Linked DNA regions of Homo sapiens: region 1 is linked to region 2. A link is an interaction called in ENCODE POLR2A ChIA-PET data of the cell type or tissue named here. Cell type or tissue: Panc1. All regions are shown on one strand. Links, peaks and the distances in the headings refer to the core of each region. The heading gives the core; the rest is flanking DNA. Region 1 overlaps DKFZP434A062 (a long non-coding RNA gene). Region 2 holds the start of LCN15 (lipocalin 15).

The links. ChIA-PET counts read pairs that join two places held together with the same protein. Peaks named below come from ENCODE experiments on the same cell type or tissue, not always from the same donor. Only the 100,000 strongest peaks of a DNase experiment are listed, where the experiment ranks them.
Region 1: POLR2A ChIA-PET joins it to region 2 with 10 read pairs; 2 of 35 experiments call an interaction of 5 or more read pairs at or near these places.

Annotation. Positions count from the first base shown.
Region 1 is chr9:136,314,828-136,323,148 of GRCh38, reverse strand. It overlaps DKFZP434A062 (a long non-coding RNA gene), which reads left to right. Exons shown (of 1, transcript NR_026964.3): 1 at 1-847. Among named protein-coding and RNA genes, the nearest start is that of DKFZP434A062, 8.3 kb to the left of the region's middle. In Panc1, for the core only: no CTCF peak of the experiment used is centred there; no DNase peak of the experiment used is centred there.
Region 2 is chr9:136,762,058-136,770,341 of GRCh38, reverse strand. It overlaps LCN15 (lipocalin 15), which reads left to right and starts at 5,824. Exons shown (of 7, transcript NM_203347.2): 1 at 5,824-5,949; 2 at 6,333-6,472; 3 at 6,559-6,629; 4 at 6,875-6,985; 5 at 8,053-8,154. The coding sequence starts at 5,854. LOC107987143 (a long non-coding RNA gene) reads left to right here and starts at 190. Exons shown (of 3, transcript XR_001746981.2): 1 at 190-260; 2 at 2,193-2,581; 3 at 2,668-3,999. RefSeq lists enhancers at 4,069-4,118, 4,129-4,178, 6,454-7,101. In Panc1, for the core only: CTCF peaks have their summits at 3,573, 3,773 (motif pointing left) and 6,916; no DNase peak of the experiment used is centred there; H3K4me3 peaks cover 159 bases.

The DNA.
Region 1 (8,321 bases), core at 188-8,187, 450 kb after region 2:
CCCAGATCCACTCCCCAGCTGTGAGGCCCAGGCGCATTCCGCGTTCCCCGCCCATCTCCACCTCCGAGGGTTGCGGGAGGCTGAGCAGTTAGAACCGTGGCTGGCATACGGAGGGCACTCGGTAAACGTGGCTGTGCTGAGCTGTGGGCCTCGAAGGAGTCTCGCGGGGCTGCTGTACCAATGACCTTGCACTGGGTGGCCTAAAACAACATGTGTTTCCTCACAGCTCGGGGGACCAGAGCTCAGAATCTGGGGGTCACAGAGGAGGGTCCATGCTCATCCAGGTCAGCTCTAGGGGCTGCAGGCCACCCCTAATCTAGGATGGTCTTATGTTGAGGTCCTTAATTACATCCACAAAGACCCTTTCCCCAAATAAGTCCCCACGCACAGTTCCCAGGGACAGCCTCTGGGGCAGCATCACCACCCACTCAGTCCTCCATGCACCCCCTTGCGCTATCACGTAACTTGGATCAGGTCCACGCGTGTGGCTTTGCGGCTTTCCTTTGTCACAGCGTGTCACAACTGTTTTCCCGGGTGTCACTGCTGTGGTTTGAGTTTGTGTGTCCCCAGCCTTCATATGTTGGAACCTGAGACCCAAGAAGATCGTTATAAGACGTGGGGCCTTTGGAAGGTGATTAAGTCACCAGGGTCCCCATTGAAGCGCTTGGGAAGCCATCGAGGCCCCCTCCCCTTTGTCCTCTCACCTTCCGCCGGGAGAGGACACAGCAAGAGGCACCCACTGGGAGGCAGAGAGCAGCCCCCACTCCCACTGAGGCTGCTGGCACCGAGACCCTGGACTTCCAGCCTCCAGAAGCGTGAGAAATAAATGTCTATTGTGTGTCAATGACCCCGGCTCAGGTGTTTTGTTACGGCAGCAGGAATGGACTGAAATGCATCACTGAAAGGTCTTCACGGCCAGGCACAGAAGCTCACGCCTGTAATCCCAGCACTTTGGGAAGCACTCAGCGTTTGAGGCCAGTAGTTTGAGACCAGTGTGAGCAACACAAGGAGATCTTGTCTCTACAAAAAAAAAAAAAAAAAAAAAAACTTTAAAAATTTAGCCAGGCATGATGGCACATGCCCGTGATCCCAGCTACTGGAGAGGCTGAGGCAGAAGGATCGCTTGAGCCCAGGAGTTTGAGGCTGCAGTAAGCTGTGATCCTGCGGAGTCAGATCTTGTCTCAAAAAACAAATTAAAAACTCTCCTCAAGCATAACAGGGGCCGTATCCAATTCACGCTGTGGATGTACCACTGTCATTTAGCCAGGTCCTGGCAGGTGGACACCAGGCTGTCCCCTTTCTCCCATCCCCTTGTCGGGGAGAACACCTGTGTCTCTAGGCGCGCAGGGGCCAGCAGAACCACAGCTCCTAGCCCGGGGCCGACGCGGCTGACGCACAAACACCGTTGAACACTGAGAGAGCTTTTTTCCGGGAGGGCCCTGTCCGTCTAGAATGTCGGGGAAGTTCGTCTCTCTGGCCGTGAGGGACCCGGCTCCTGGGCTCAGCCACCGTGCCTTTGAGGGGACAGCACGTTTCAGTCATGGCCTGCAGACAGCCTTGGGACTTTCCTCCAGTGGAGACTCTGAGCAATGTCACCGAGAGGACAGCCTAGCAATCCTGAGGAATGGCAGGGCTTGGGGCATGCAGGGACACGCAGACATGGCAGGGAGGTCCTGGCCTGACCACCAGAGAAAGCATCCAGCCAGCACAAACAGACAGAAAGACATTCCATGCTCATGGATAGGAAGAATCAACACCATGAAAATGGCCATACTGCCCAAAGCAATGTATAGGTTCAATACTATTCTCATTAAACTACCATTGGCATTCTTCACAGATCAGAAAAAAAAACTATTTTAAAATTCATATGGAACCAAAAAAGAGCTCCTATAGCCAAGACAATCCTAAGCAAAAAGAACAAAGCCACACTACCTGACTTCAAACTATACTACAAGGCTACAGTAACCAAAACAGCATGGTACTGGCACAAAAACAGACACATTGACAAATGGAACAGCATAGAGAACTCAGAAATAAAACCACACATCTACAACATCTGATCTTCAACAAACCTGACAAAAACAAGCAATGGGGAAATTATTCCCTATTAAATAAATGGTGCTGAGAGAACTGACTAGTCATATGCAGAAAACTGAAACTGGATCCTTTCCTTACACCTTATACAAAAAGTAACTCAAGATGGGTTAAATAATAAAATGTAAAACTCAAAACTATACAAACCCTAGAAGAATCTAGGTAACACCATTCAAGACATAGGCATGGGCAAAGATTTTATGATGAAATCACCAAAAGCAATTGCAACAAAAGCAAAAATTGACAAATGGGATCTAATTAAACTAAAGAGCTTCTGCACAGCCAAAGAAACTAGCATCAGAGTGAACAGACAACCTACAGAATGGGAGAAAATTTTTGCAATCTATCCATCTGACAAGGCCTAATATCCACAATCTACAAGGAACTTAAGCAAATTTATAAGAAAAAAAGACCTCATTAAAAAGTAGGCAAAGGATATGAATAGACATTTCTCAAAAGAAGACATAATGTGCGGCCAACAAACACATGAAAAAAAGCTCAACATCACTGATCATTAGAGAAATGCAAATCAAAACCGCAACGAGATGCCATCTCATGCCAGTCAGAAGCGTGATTATTAAAAAGTCAAGAAACAACAGATGCTGGCAAGGTTGTGGAGAAATAGGAGCACTTTTACACTGTTGGTGGGAATGTAAATTAGTTCAACCATTGTGGAAGACAGTGTGGCGATTCCTCGAAGATTTAGAACCAGGAATACCGTCTGACCCATCAGTCCCATTACTGGGTATATACCCAAAGGAATAGAAATCATTCTATTATAAAGACACATGCATGCGTATGTTCACTGCAGCACTGTTCACAATAGCAAGGACATGAAATCAACCCCAATGTCCATCAGTGACAGACTGGATAAAGTAAATGTGGTATGTATACACCATGGAATACTATGCAGCCATAAAAAGGAACGAGATCATGTCCTTTGCAGGGATGTGAGGGAGCTGGAAGCCATTATCCTCAGCAAACTAATGCAGGAAGAGAGAACCAAATACTGCATGTTCTCACATATATGGGAGCTGAACAATGAGAACACATGGATACAGGGAGGGAAACAACACACACTGGGGCCAGTCAGGTGAGGGCGGTGGGGGAGAGCATTAGGAAAAATAGCTAATGCATGCAGGGCTTAATACCTAGGTGATGGGTTGATAGGTACAGCAAACCTATCAGGGCCCGGCCTCATGACCTCATGTAACCTTCGTCACTTCCTTACTCCAAGTTTGCCCACACGGTGGGTGAGGGCTCCAGCTTATGAATTGTGGGACACAAACGTGTATCCATGGCACACATTTACCTGTGTAACAAACCCGTCATCCTGCGTGTGTATCCTGGAGCTTAAAATTAAATTAAATTAAAAAAAGAAAGGGGGCCGGGTGCCTGTAATCCCAGCACTTTGGAAGGCTGAGGCGGGTGGATCACCAGAGGTCAGGAGTTCGAGACTACCCTGGCTAACATGGTAAAACCCCGTCTCTACTGAAAATACAAAATAAGCCGGGTGTGGTGGTACGCGCCTGTAATCCCAGCTATTCGGGAGGCTGAGGCAGGAGAATCGCTTGAACCAAGGAGGCGGAGGTTGCAATGAGCCGAGATTGCGCCATTGCACTCCAGCCTGAGTGACAGAGCACAACTCTGTCTCAAAAAAAAAAAAAAAAAAAGAAAGGGTCCAGCCAGGGTGTCGGCTCAGGCCCAGTTCAGCGGCTCACAAGCGGAGGCCTTGGTCCCAAGACAGGAGGAAGGCCCAGTTCCCAGCCCCCAGCCTTCCCCCACTTCATGTGTGGCTTCAGACCCTGCAACCCTGAGCCACTCACGGGGCAGCCAGATGGGCCAGAGGGGCACATGCCAGTCCCGCAGCGGGCACAGCAGTGCAGGGAGGACAATGCCAGGTGTTGGGACCACTTCACCATGAGGACAGGGCCAGGGAAGGGCAGAGCGGGGGCTGTGCTCAGGTTGGCCTGGGCCTTATGGGGAGCATGGGGTGGAGGCGACCAGGCACCCTGGGAGCTGAGTGGGTGCTACTCCAGGTGGTCTCAGGAAGCCCCGAGTCTGCCTTGCTGGGCCTCCGAGGCCCATGCTGGGCTCACTGTTGGCAGTGGACATGTCCTGCCAGATGGCCATGAGGTGCAAGGCGGGGCTCCTCCCAGGCCACAGTGCCAGCCTCAGTTGGGCCCCACCCTGCGCCCGCCCTGCGTCTGTCTGATGGACTGTCTGACCGTGATGACACTGAAGGAGCGCACCCCCGCCCGGCCCCACCCACCCTCGCAGAGTCTCTCCCCTGAGCCTCTGCTGAGCGGTTTCCACCCTGGGCCCAGTGACCCGCTGCTGGTTGCCATGAAAACCTGCAACCTCTGCAGCAGCCCCCTCCCTACTTCTGCAGGCTGCGGGGGCTCCTCTCCCCTGGGCCCAGGGCCTCCAGGGTCAGCCTAACAGGCGTCTGGGGAGGGCAGACTGAGTTTCCTGTGCAGGTGCGTCAGCTTTGAGCCCCTCGCACACCCCACTGCATCGACTCAGGGAGTTTGTTTGCATCTCAAACTGTGCATCACAGAGGTCAGGGGCCAGGGAGGAGACCCCGCTGTGGAATTGCACGGCTGGGGAGGAGTGCAGCATGGAGAGAGACAGGGAACAGAGCTGGACCGCTTGCTGGGTCCCTGAGAGTTTGCCTGTCTGCCATCATGGCCACTTTGTGGGTGAACTACTGGCCAGCGGGGGTGGCTGATGCCCGGCGGGCCGGACGGTGCCGTGTGCATGGCTTCTCAGTGTCTCGGCAGATGCTCTCTGGAGGGTACAGACTGTGATACAAAGACCGTGCACTGTTCTGCTCCCAGGAGTCCCCCACACCCCGCACACCTCTGCCCAGGCCTCCCAGGAGCCCACTCGCACCCCACAAGCCTCTGCCCAGGCCTCCTTTCCCTGACGGCTCCATCTTTTTCTTGAAGATTCCTAACCAGCCAGAGAGGCCATTTGCCTCGGCCCATGACTCCATTTTTATTCTCCCCTCAGGCTGCGTCCCTTCCCCCACGCGAGGGTGACCGGGGCAGTGTCAGAGTCCCCCTGAGGGTGACTGCACCACAGCCTTCCAGAGCCTCCCCAGAGGCACTGGCATGCAGCTGCGCCCATTTCGGTGCTCCCTGAGCCCATCCATCCGTAACCCAAGCCTGGCCAGCTACCCCTCCTCCAGCGGTCCTGGGAGAGCCCCCGAGGGTGGGTGGGCCCTGCGGGACTGGGCCTGGGCACCTGCCCACACTGTGGTGCCTTCTGCCTTCCCCACGTCTGTCCTCACGCGTCCACGTCCATTGCACAGCGAACTCTGCTGGGCATGCCACCTTAGGGTTGGGTGGGCCTGGCTGTGCCAGCTCACGTTGGGCAGCTCTTGCCACCTCATGCCCTGACATGCCTGGCCAGGTGTCTGTCTCCACTGGGGTCCAGTAGCCCAGCAGGACTTGGTTTTCAAAAGCTGTGTGTCTTGGTCTGCGTGGGCTGGTGTGGCAAGTCACCATAGGAAGGTGGCTTAAATGACTGCTCATTCCTCACAGCCCTGGGGCTGCCAGGGTGAGGTCAAGGTTCTCTGATTCAGTTTCTGGTGAGGGCTGGGTCCTGACAGAGAGAGAGCCATCCCCGTGCTGTGTCCTCATGCGGCCTCTCCTGGGGTGGTGAGAGTCAGCTCTCTAGTGTGTGTCCTTCTTAGGACACCAGCCCCATCTGATCAGAGTCTGGCCTTGGGACCTCCTGTCACCTTCGTCACTTCCTTACTCCGACTGCCCACGCAGAGGGTGAGGGCTCCAACCTATGAACTGTGGGACACACATTCACTCCATAGCAGTGCGTGGCTCCCTGCCCTGCTGTAGATGAAAGCCTCGCTCAGAACCCTGGGGCCTGGGCTGAGATTCTCATGCTGGGCCTTGCCATGAGCCCCTGGCCCCATTTCCCATCCCTGCTGTGGGCAACACCAGCAGGTCTGCCAGCCGCGATGGCCCCGGGAGGGCTCTCTGCTCCTCAGCCTGGGCCTGCCGCCGAGTCCTTCCCTGCTGTGTGTCCTCCTCCTGCCACCTGGGACAGGGTCAGAGCATATTCCTCAGTGTGGCTGTGCTGCCTCCCAGAACCCAACAGGCCTCCAGGGTCTGTGCTTCTTTCCTTGCAGCAGGTGGTGCAGAGACAACCATCTGGCTTTCACTTTGGAGGAGAGGCCCAGGAACATCCCAGCAACTGAACAACACCCTGGCCACCACGCAATACCCCAACCTCCGAGCAACACTCCAACCACCAAGCAACACTCAGACCACCAAGCAACACCCTGACCATGGAGCGACACCCCAGCCACCAAGCGACGCCCCAACCACCGGGTGATGCCCCAACTGCCAAAAAACACCGCGACCTCCTAGGAACACCCTGGCTACTGAGCAGCACCCCGACCTCTGAGCAACAACCTGACCACGGAGCAACACCCCGACCACCAAGAAACACCCTGACCACCAAGCAACACCCCAACCACCAAACAACACCCCAACCACCATGCAACACCCCAGCCACCACGCAACACCCTGACCACCAAACAACACCCCAACCAACACCCCGACCATGGAGAGACACCCCAACCACCGAGTGATGCCCTGACTGCCGAGCGACACCTCGACTGCTGAGCAACACCCTGACCTCCGAGGAACACCCCGGCCACCGAGCAACACCCCGACCACCGAGCAACACCCCAGCCACCGCACAACACCCTGACCACCAAACAACACCCCGACCACTGAGCAACTCCTCGACCTCTGAGCAACACCCCAGCCACTGCGTAACACCCCGACCACTGAGCAACTCCCCGACCACTGAGCAACTCCCCGACCTCCGAGCAACACCCCAATCACCACCCCTCTAAATACTTTATGGATGAGGTAGGCCTCGGAATCTTTCCAGGTTTTCAACCATCATGGCACTGTGGATGAGTGCTGGGCACACCGCTGCCGCCCGAGACCACTGCCCTGTTGGATGCATGTGTATCCCAGAGGCCTTTTCTCACCCAGCCCTTCCCCATGGAATCATAATTAGAGCTCTTATCCTGCAGATCAAGGGTCCAATGTGGGGGCCCCAGTGGCCCCCTCCACACATGTCAATCCCAGCCCTCATTTAGAGCCTGGGGTAAGGACCACTGCGAACTGCAGCTTGGGCAGAACTCCGCCAATGACTGCTCCAATGTGGGGGCATGATGACATTCTGGGTCTCTGGGTATCTGTGTCACCCTGACCCCACTGTCCTCAAATGTCCAGCAGTCCCCTATCCCAGCGCAGGTCCTATAGGTCCCTGTGGAGAAGGGCTGGCCAGAATATTGCATGTCCCTCCTGGTAACCTCTTCAATCAACATTTCCAGGTCTAAAGACTGGCTCAGGTCCAAACCCCAGCAAAGACTGTGACTTTTTATTGGGGCTACCGCCATCAGTCACTCATCCTTCATTTACTCTGCTAGTACAAGTTGACAACTGCCCATCTATCCTGCCCCAGGGACACCATGTTTATCATCTCCATAACTCTCCAGGGTGATGCCCCTCTGACCCTTCCATTAATTAGGATATTTGCAATCTCATAGCAGTTAAGCATCACCCTCCAGCCTCTGTTATTTTAGGATCTTCTCATCTCTATTGCTGTCTGTAACAGCCCCTGGCCTTCAGGGGAGTCCCCATTGACCTCATTGGAGGTGCTGGTGTCCTTCTGACCAGCGCCAGCCATGCGGCCTTGATGAGTTGTAAGTGGTCTATCCTGGAGCACAAGTCTTTGGTGGGTCTTTCTGGACACACAGTTCATGGTATTTCCAGGCTGGCATGCTTTGGACTTTTCAAGAGCAACTCCAGGAGCTAGAAGACAGTGTGGAAAGGCCTTTAGAGTTCTCCAGGAAAATGTCTCCCAATTTGGACTTCTATACCCAGCCAAACTAACCATCCAGTGCTCACACGGCAGGTGGTATAAAGACACCTTCAGGCATGTGCCCTTTCTCATGGAGCCACTTGAGGGACGTGGTGCCCCAAACAAAGGAGCCTAACTACAAAGAGAAGAGGGAACAGGGGGTTCCCCTCAGAGCAGAAGCACTGGGAGGCCCAGAATGACCCTGCTGGGGAGATCCTGGGATGCCACCCTTCCTCTGGCATCAGCCCAGTTTGGAGCAGGGGAGAAGATTCTGGAGGAATTTCTTCCAGAAGACTGAAGTGATAATACCTGCCTCAGAT
Region 2 (8,284 bases), core at 285-8,284:
GGGCAGGCGGGGTGCGGGGCAGGCGGGGTGCGGGCAGGCGGGGTGCGGGCAGGCGGGGTGCGGGGCAGGCGGGGTGAGGGGCAGGCGGGGTGCGGGGCAGGCGGGGTGAGGGGCAGGCGGGGTGCGGGGCAGGCGGGGTGAGGGGCAGGCGGGGTGCGGGCAGGCGGGGCCCAGAGCGCAGAGCAGAGCAGACTGCCCCCTGGTGGAAGAATGGAGGGACGCCACCAGCACGCGGAGGGGAGCCATGCAGATGAGGCTGCGTGAGTGAGGAGGCTGCCCAGGGAAGGGGAGGGGGCTCGGGGCCCCCTGGTGTTGTCGTGCAGGGCAGACCCCCTCAGCAGGGCAAAGAGAGAGAGGAAGGTTTTTCCTCCTCCTCTGAGGGCAGAGGTCTCGGGTTAGGAAGTGCTATTAGGGGCAGGGTGCAGTGGCGGGGGCCTGGGACACTCGGGGTGGGGGCGAGGCCTGGCGTGGGGGAGACAGATGAGTGGCAGCCCTGGCTAACCGAAGCCATTGGGAATTTATTGGAAGAATATCTGAGCTCAGAGGATTAGCGGAGGCTGGAGAACAAGCAGGTGGGGACTGGAGCAGCTCTCAGGGCAGGAGCCAGGAGCCCAGCAAGAGCTCAAGGGGAAGGGGTGGCGGGGGGAGCAGTGCATGGAGGGGTAGCGGGGTGGCGGGAGGGCCAGTGCATGGGGGGGTGGCGGGGGGCAGTGCATGGAGGGGTGGCGGGGTGGCGGGGGGGCAGTGCATGGGGGGTGGCGGGGTGGCGGGGGGGCAGTGCATGGGGGGTGTCGGGGTGTCGGGGGGGGCAGTGCATGGGGGGTGGCGGGGTGGCGGGGGGGCAGTGCATGGGGGGTGTCGGGGTGTCGGGGGGGGCAGTGCATGGGGGGTGGCGGGGTGGCGGGGGGGAAGTGCATGGGGGGGTGGCGGGGTGGCGGGGGGGGCAGTGCATGGGGTGGTGGCGGGGGGCAGTGCATGGAGGGGTGGCGGGGTGGCGGGGGGGCAGTGCATGGGGGGGTGGCGGGGGGCAGTGCATGGAGGGGTGGCGGGGTGGCGGGGGGGCAGTGCATGGAGGGGTGGCGGGGTGGCGGGGGGGGCAGTGCATGGGGGGGTGGCGGGGGGGGCAGTGCATGGGGGGGTGGCAGGGTGGCGGGGGGGGGCCGTGCATGGGGGTTGGGGTGGGAGGGGACTGAGCTCTGAGAAAGGACCCCAGTTCACTATGTCAAAAACGAAAAAAAGGCAAGGCGCAGTGGCTCACGCCTGTAATCCCGGCACTTTGGGAGGCCAAGGAGGGCAGATCACCTGAGGTCAGGAGTTTGAGACCAGCCTGACCAATATGGTGAAATCCTGTCTCTACTAAAAATGCAAAAAAAATTAGACGGGCATGGTGGCTACTGTTATCCCAGCTACATGGGAGGCTGAGGCAGGAGAATCGCTTGAACCCGGGAGGTGGAGATTGCAGTGAGCTGAGATTGCACCACTGCACTCCAGCCTGAGTGACAGAGTGAGACCCCGTCTTAAAAAACAAAACAAGGCCAGGCACGGTGGCTCATGCCTGTAATCCCAGCACTCTGGGAGGCTGAGGCAGGTGGATCACAAGGTCAGGAGATCGAGACCACCCTGGCTAACATGGTGAAACCCTGTCTCTACTAAAAATACAAAGAATTATCCGAGCATGGTGGTGGACGCCTGTGGTCCCAGCTACTCCGGAGGCTGAGGTGGGAGAATGGCGTGAACCCAGGAGGTGGAGCTTGCAGTGAGCCGAGATTGCGCCACTGCAGTCCGCAGTCCCGCCTGGGGCGACAGAGCGAGACTCCGTCTCAAAAAAAAAAAAAAAAAAAAAAAAAAAAAAGAAAAAAAAGAAAAAAGAAAAAAAGAAAAGAAAACGAAGAAAAACCACAAATAAATAAAAGTTGAGGTATGATGTATGCACAGCTGCATTCGCCCCTTTGAGGGCACAGTTGTGTGAGTTTAGACAAATGCAAATGTTCATGGAACCACTGCAAGTGCGACACAGCAGCTCTGGTGCCCACAAAGCTTCCTCGAGGTCCCTTGCGGTCAATCACTGCCCGCACCTCAGCCCTCAGAGCCACTGGGAAGCCCCCTGCCCTGTGGGCTCACCTGTCCTAGAACGTCGTATAAAAGGAGTCGCAGATCGCAGCCTTTTCCACCTGGCTTCTGTCCCTCTGCAGGGTGCACCTGGGATTCAGCCACCTTCGTTCCTTTTACTGCTGAGTGTCCATCACGTGCTGCTCATGCAGAAGTGCTCAAGTTCGCTGTAAACGTAGTTTTCATTTCTCCCGGGTGGAGACCTCCATAAGTAGGTAGGTTGGTGGAATGTTTCACTGCATGAGAGTCTGCCAGGAAGTTTTGCAGTGTGGTCCCGTCTTGTTCTTCCCGCAGAGGGTGATAGCTCTGCTGACTCCCAGCCCTCACAGGCTCTAGGGATTGAGCCTGTTTCTGTGGAACGCCTTCCATGGTCTGCGAGGTGCACAGAGGGGTCTCAAAAAGCTTCCAGGTTGCATCTTCCCATGGACTGATGCTGAGCGTGTTCTCATCTCCCATCCGGATGTTTTCTTTGGTGGAGTATCTTTTCAGATCTCTTGCCTTTTTATTTTTATTTGTTTATATATATATTTTGAGACGGAATTTTGCTCTTTCACTTAGGTTGGAGTGCAACGGCGCGATCTTGGCTCACTGCAACCTCCCCCCACCCACCTCACTTTGGGTTCAAGCGATTCTCCTGCCTCAGCCTCCCGAGTAGCTGGGACTACAGGCGCCCGCCACCATGCCCGGCTAATTTTTGTATTTTGAGAAGAGATAGGGTTTCACCATGTTGGCCAGGCTGGTCTCGAACTCCTGACCTCAGGTGATCCACCCGCCTCGGCCTCCCAAAATGCGAGGATCACAGGCGTGAGATGCCACACCTGGCCTCTTTTTATTTTTAATGGAGTGGCTTGTTTTCTTATTACTCAGTCTTGGGAGTTCCTCATGGATGCTGGATTTCAGTCTCGTCTCAGGTGTATGCGTTTTGTAGATGTTTTCTGTAGGGACCAGCCCCACAGGGTTGGTGAGTTTCTCCCTGTGTGCTGAGATGAGAGGGCATAGAAATAAGGACACAAGAAAAAGACATAAAAGAAAAGACAGCTGGGCCTGGGGACCACTACCACCAAGACGTGGAGACCGGTAGTGGCCCCGAATGTCTGGCTGTGCTGATATTTATTGGATACAAAGCAAAAGGGACAGGGTAAAGAGTGTGAGTCATCTCCAATGATAGGTAAGGTGACGTGAGTCACGTGTCCACCGGATGGGGGGCCCTTCCCTGTTTGGCAGCCAAGGCGGAGAGAGAGAGAGAGAGACAGCTTACATCATTATTTCTGCATATCAGAGACTTTTAGTACTTTCACTAATTGACTACTGCTATCTAGAAGGCAGAGCCAGGTGTACAGGATGGAACATGAAGGCGGACTACGAGCGTGACCACTGAAGCACAGCATCACAGGGAGACGGTTAGGCCTCTGGATAACTGCGGGCAGGTCTGACTGATGTCAGGCCCTCCACAGGAGGTGGAGGAGTAGAGTCCTCTCTAAGCTCCCCCGGGGAAAGGGAGACTCCCTTTCCCTGTCTGCTAAGTAGCAGGTGTTTTCCCTTGACACTGACGCTACTGCTAGATCACGGTCCGCTTGGCAACAGGTGTCTTCCCAGACGCTGGCGTCACCACTAGACCAAGGAGCCCTCTGGTGGCCCTGTCAGGGCGTAACAGAAGGCTCGCACTCTTGTCTTCTGGTCACTTCTCACTATGTCCGCTCAGCTCCTATCTCTGTATGGCCTGGTTTTTCCTAGGTTATAATTGTAGAGCAAGGATTATTATAATATTGGAATAAAGAGTAATTGCTACAAGCTAATGATTAATAATATTCATATATAATCATGTCTATGATCTAGATCTAGTATAACTCTTGTTATTTTATATATTTTATTAAACTGGAACAGCTCGTGCCCTCGGTCTCTTGCTTCGGCATCTGGGTGGCTTGCTGACCACAGTTTTCCTGCTGTATCTAACTGCTGGCTTAGGTGAACCTGTCAGGGGCGTGGCTGGGAACTGGAACCTCCTGAAGACCAGTGGAGGCCACAAGCAGAAGCCCTCGGCTCCTTCCCTTCCCCGATGCTGGGGGCCAAGGGTCTTTCTCTGACCCTGTCCCCCTCTCACGTTACCAGTGGAGGGTGTCCAGGTTCTTGGCATTTTGAACAAAGAATTGGACAAAACACACAAACAAAGCAAGGAAAGAATGAAGCAACAAAAGCAGAAATTTATTGAAAATGAAAGCACTCTTTACAGGGTGGGAGCGGGCTGAGCAAGCAGCTCAAGGGCCCCGGTTACAGAATTTTCTAGTGTTTCAATATCCTCTAGCGGTTTACCATTGGTTACTTGGTGTATGCCCTATGTAAATGAAGAGGATGAAGTCAAAGTCATTTTCTCGGCTGAGCATACTGTCACGCCTGTAATCCCAGTACTTTGGGAGGCTGAGGTGGGTGTATCACCTGAGGTCGGGAGTTCAAGACCAGCCTGATGAACATGGAGAAACCCCGTCTCTACTAAAAATACAAAATTAGCTGGGTGTGGTGGCGGGTGCCTGTAATCCCAGATAGTCAGGAGGCTGAGGCAGGAAAATCGCTTAAACCCGGGAGGCAGAGGCTGCAGAGAGCCAAGGAGTGCACCACTGCACTCCAGCCTGGGCAACAAGAGCAAAACTCCATCTCAAAAAACAAACAAACAAAACGAAGTCATGTACTCGGTATGAGCCCTACGTAAACGGAGAGGATGGAGTGAAGGTACAAAGCCATTCACATTCCCGTCATCGTTAGTGTTTCCAGTTGATTTGGTTCTAGGACGCCCTTGGGCTCCCTGCGTCCAGGCCCTCTTCTCCTGCCTCACTCTCACTCCAGAGGACTGGCAGTGCTGGCCTCCCTGGCAGGACTCCCGCCCCTGACCAGAGGGGTCTGGGCGTGCTCCGAGGCCACCTGCTGCTCCTTGCCCAGTGTCCCTGGGTGCTCTGTGGGGACACAGAGAGGTCACTTGGGAGGTTCCTGCCTCTGCCAGACTGCGGCGCCTTCCTGGCGTCATTGCCCCCTGCACGCTTATACAACCAGTGATAAGGCGGTATCCAATGCCGTAATCCTCCCCAGGGCCAGCCCAGCCCTGTCCGGTCCCGTCCGGTCCCTGGCCTGCTTGCTGGAAGCCCAGCTGGGGGCTGCATCGGGGGTGGTGGGGGTCTGGAGTGAGGGGTGCCCAGGCCTCTCTCACAGTGTGGGGGCACAAGCTCTGCCCTGGACACTCTGCCAGTGTGACCCTACCCCCCATGTTGGGGGTGAGAGAAGGGGGCTTTCTGGGTGGCCAGATCCCAGGAGAGGGGGCCTAGCCAGACCAACCCCAGCCCAGCTCTCTGCAGCTGTACCCCAAAGGCCCTGGCCCAGCCCAGCCAGACAGAGTGTGGACAGAGGGGCTTGGGTGCGAGTCCAGGCAAGGCAGGACAAGTCTCTGCTGTGGCTTGGCAGTGGCCCCGTGACTGGTGACATAGTCTGGCAGGCCTAGGGGACAAATCCTCAGCCCGGGTGCATCAGGCCAGAGCCTGGCTGTCTGGAGCCCTCCAGGAAATGACCCCCTGGGCTGGGGGACATCCGAGTGATTGTGCCAAACAATGGACAAGGGGGCCGGAGTCTCAGAGCCGAAGTGCCTTCCGCTTCCATCTGCTCCGCCCAGGAGCAGGTGCACCCAGGTGGTGGCCTGGGCTATAAAGCTGGCCCCCTGGGGCTTGGGGACTCAGCACCAGGGGCTGGAGGGCAGGGGAGGGGATGATGTCATTCCTGCTCGGCGCAATCCTGACCCTGCTCTGGGCGCCCACGGCTCAGGCTGAGGTTCTGCTGCAGCCTGACTTCAATGCTGAAAAGGTACCAGGGGCCTCTGCTGTCCTGTGGTGGGTGGGAGCTGGGCCCCTGCCAGAGACAACGTGATAATTGTGACAACTGCCTTTCCTGGGGCGCTTGCTCTGTGCCCGGCCAGGCACGTGCTATAGACCCACTCTGCGCTTAATCCTAAACCAACCTGTGAATGGATCATTACTGCACCCACTTCACAGCTGGGAACTGAGGCTCACAGTTGCACTGTGACCTACCCAAGATGAGTTCCTGTCCACCTGGGCTCAGCTCACACCCAAGACATGGCCACTCCGAGACCCCTTGCTGTGTGACTTCTGAGTTGTCCCCTGGGTCCCTGGGCAAGGAGGGCCCTGCTGCTGGCTGTCCTGGCCTGCGGGTGACTAAGCCCCCGGCAGTTCTCAGGCCTCTGGTACGTGGTCTCCATGGCATCTGACTGCAGGGTCTTCCTGGGCAAGAAGGACCACCTGTCCATGTCCACCAGGGCCATCAGGCCCACAGAGGAGGGCGGCCTCCACGTCCACATGGAGTTCCCGGGGTGAGTTACTTGGGCTGGGCTGCCTGGGCTGGGCTGGGGAGCTGAGGTAGCTGGGTGCCATGAGTGAGCCGGCTGTGCACCCCCAGGGCGGACGGCTGTAACCAGGTGGATGCCGAGTACCTGAAGGTGGGCTCCGAGGGACACTTCAGAGTCCCGGGTAGGTCCTGCCTCCTCTGCCTTCAGGGGTGCTGGATGCCGCTTCTCTGGGGGTGACGTGGGGCTGACTTTCCACCCGGGCCCAAGCTGTCCATCCCAGTCTCCAGCCCCCTGCCCGCCCTCCCCGCCCCTCCTCTGTCTTCGGGGAACAGGCTCACAGCCCAGCAGCAGGGGCAGGCATGGGTGGGGTCGGTGCCCGGGCCCATCCACTTCTCCAGCCTGAAAAGGCCGCCTGCCTCTCCGCAGCCTTGGGCTACCTGGACGTGCGCATCGTGGACACAGACTACAGCTCCTTCGCCGTCCTTTACATCTACAAGGAGCTGGAGGGGGCCCTCAGCACCATGGTGCAGCTCTACAGTGAGTGCCTGTCCCACCTCCCCGCACTGGCCCCTCCCCAACTTCCCACAGGCCCCGCCCCCCGTTCTGCCTACCCCCGCCCCGCCCGCCTGCCGCCCCGCGCCTCCTCACAGGCCCCGCCCTCACCCCTCCGCCCCCCGCCTTTTAGGCCGAGTTTAGGCTCCGCCTCCTCATCCCCGGGCCCGCCCCTTCTGGTGCTGCCCCATGCCCTCTCCTGCTGTGACCCTTCGCACACACTCCTGGCCTGGCCAGGACCGGGTGGGGTGGGAGCTGGGCCCGCCGTGCTTTGGATGTGGAGGAGGTTGGCTTGGGGGAGGGTCCCGCGGTGCATGCTCCTCTCTGGCCTCCTGAGAGTGGTGCCCCGCCCTTCCCTGCCTGGCCTCGCTGCCTGAGTTCTGGGGCTGGGGCTGAGGTTCTTTTTTTTTTTTTTTTTTAATATGGAGTCTCACTCTGTCGCCCAGGCTGGAGTGCAGTGGCGCGATCTCGGCTCACTGCAACCTCCGACTCCCCAGTTCAAGCAATTCTCCTGCCTCAGCCCCCCGATAAGCTGGGACTACAGGCGCCCATCACCATGCCCGTATTTGTATTTGTAAAAATATAAATAATTTTTTGTATTTTTAGTAGAGACGGGGTTTCACCGTGTTAGCCAGGATGGTCTCGATCTCCTGACCTCGTGATCCGTCCGCCTCGGCCTCCCAAAGTGCTGGGATTCCAGGCGTGAGCCACCGCGCCGGCTGGGGCTCAGGTTCTTTAACTCCTGGGGACTCCCCGATTGGAGCCGACAGAGTGAGGCTGGAGGCTTCCGGGCTGCAGGGAAAGAGGCTCAAGGGGTAGTGGGGCCCAGGAGGACAGCCAGACCACCCCAACCTCCCAGACATCTTGGTGTGAATTGGGGAAGGGGGCCCCAAGTTTCCTTCAGCCAGGCAGGAGCTTTATGCCGCGCACAACCTGCCCAACCCAGGGTGGCGGCCTTGCTGTCAGCCCTCAGGCTGGTGGAGTGAGGCCAGGAGACCCCGTGCTGCACTCCTGTGAGCTGCTGAGTTCACAGTGACCTCTGCTCTGCCCAGGCCGGACCCAGGATGTGAGTCCCCAGGCTCTGAAGTCCTTCCAGGACTTCTACCCGACCCTGGGGCTCCCCAAGGACATGATGGTCATGCTGCCCCAGTCAGGTACCCTGGCAAGCCCCGCCCACCCCATGCCCCCCAGCCTCTCCCTCCCTTCCCATGAGCCCACCCTTCCTTCCCCTCACAGCACAGGCAGTGTGCGGGCAGCAGGTGGTCTTCTCTTCCAGGGGTGGGC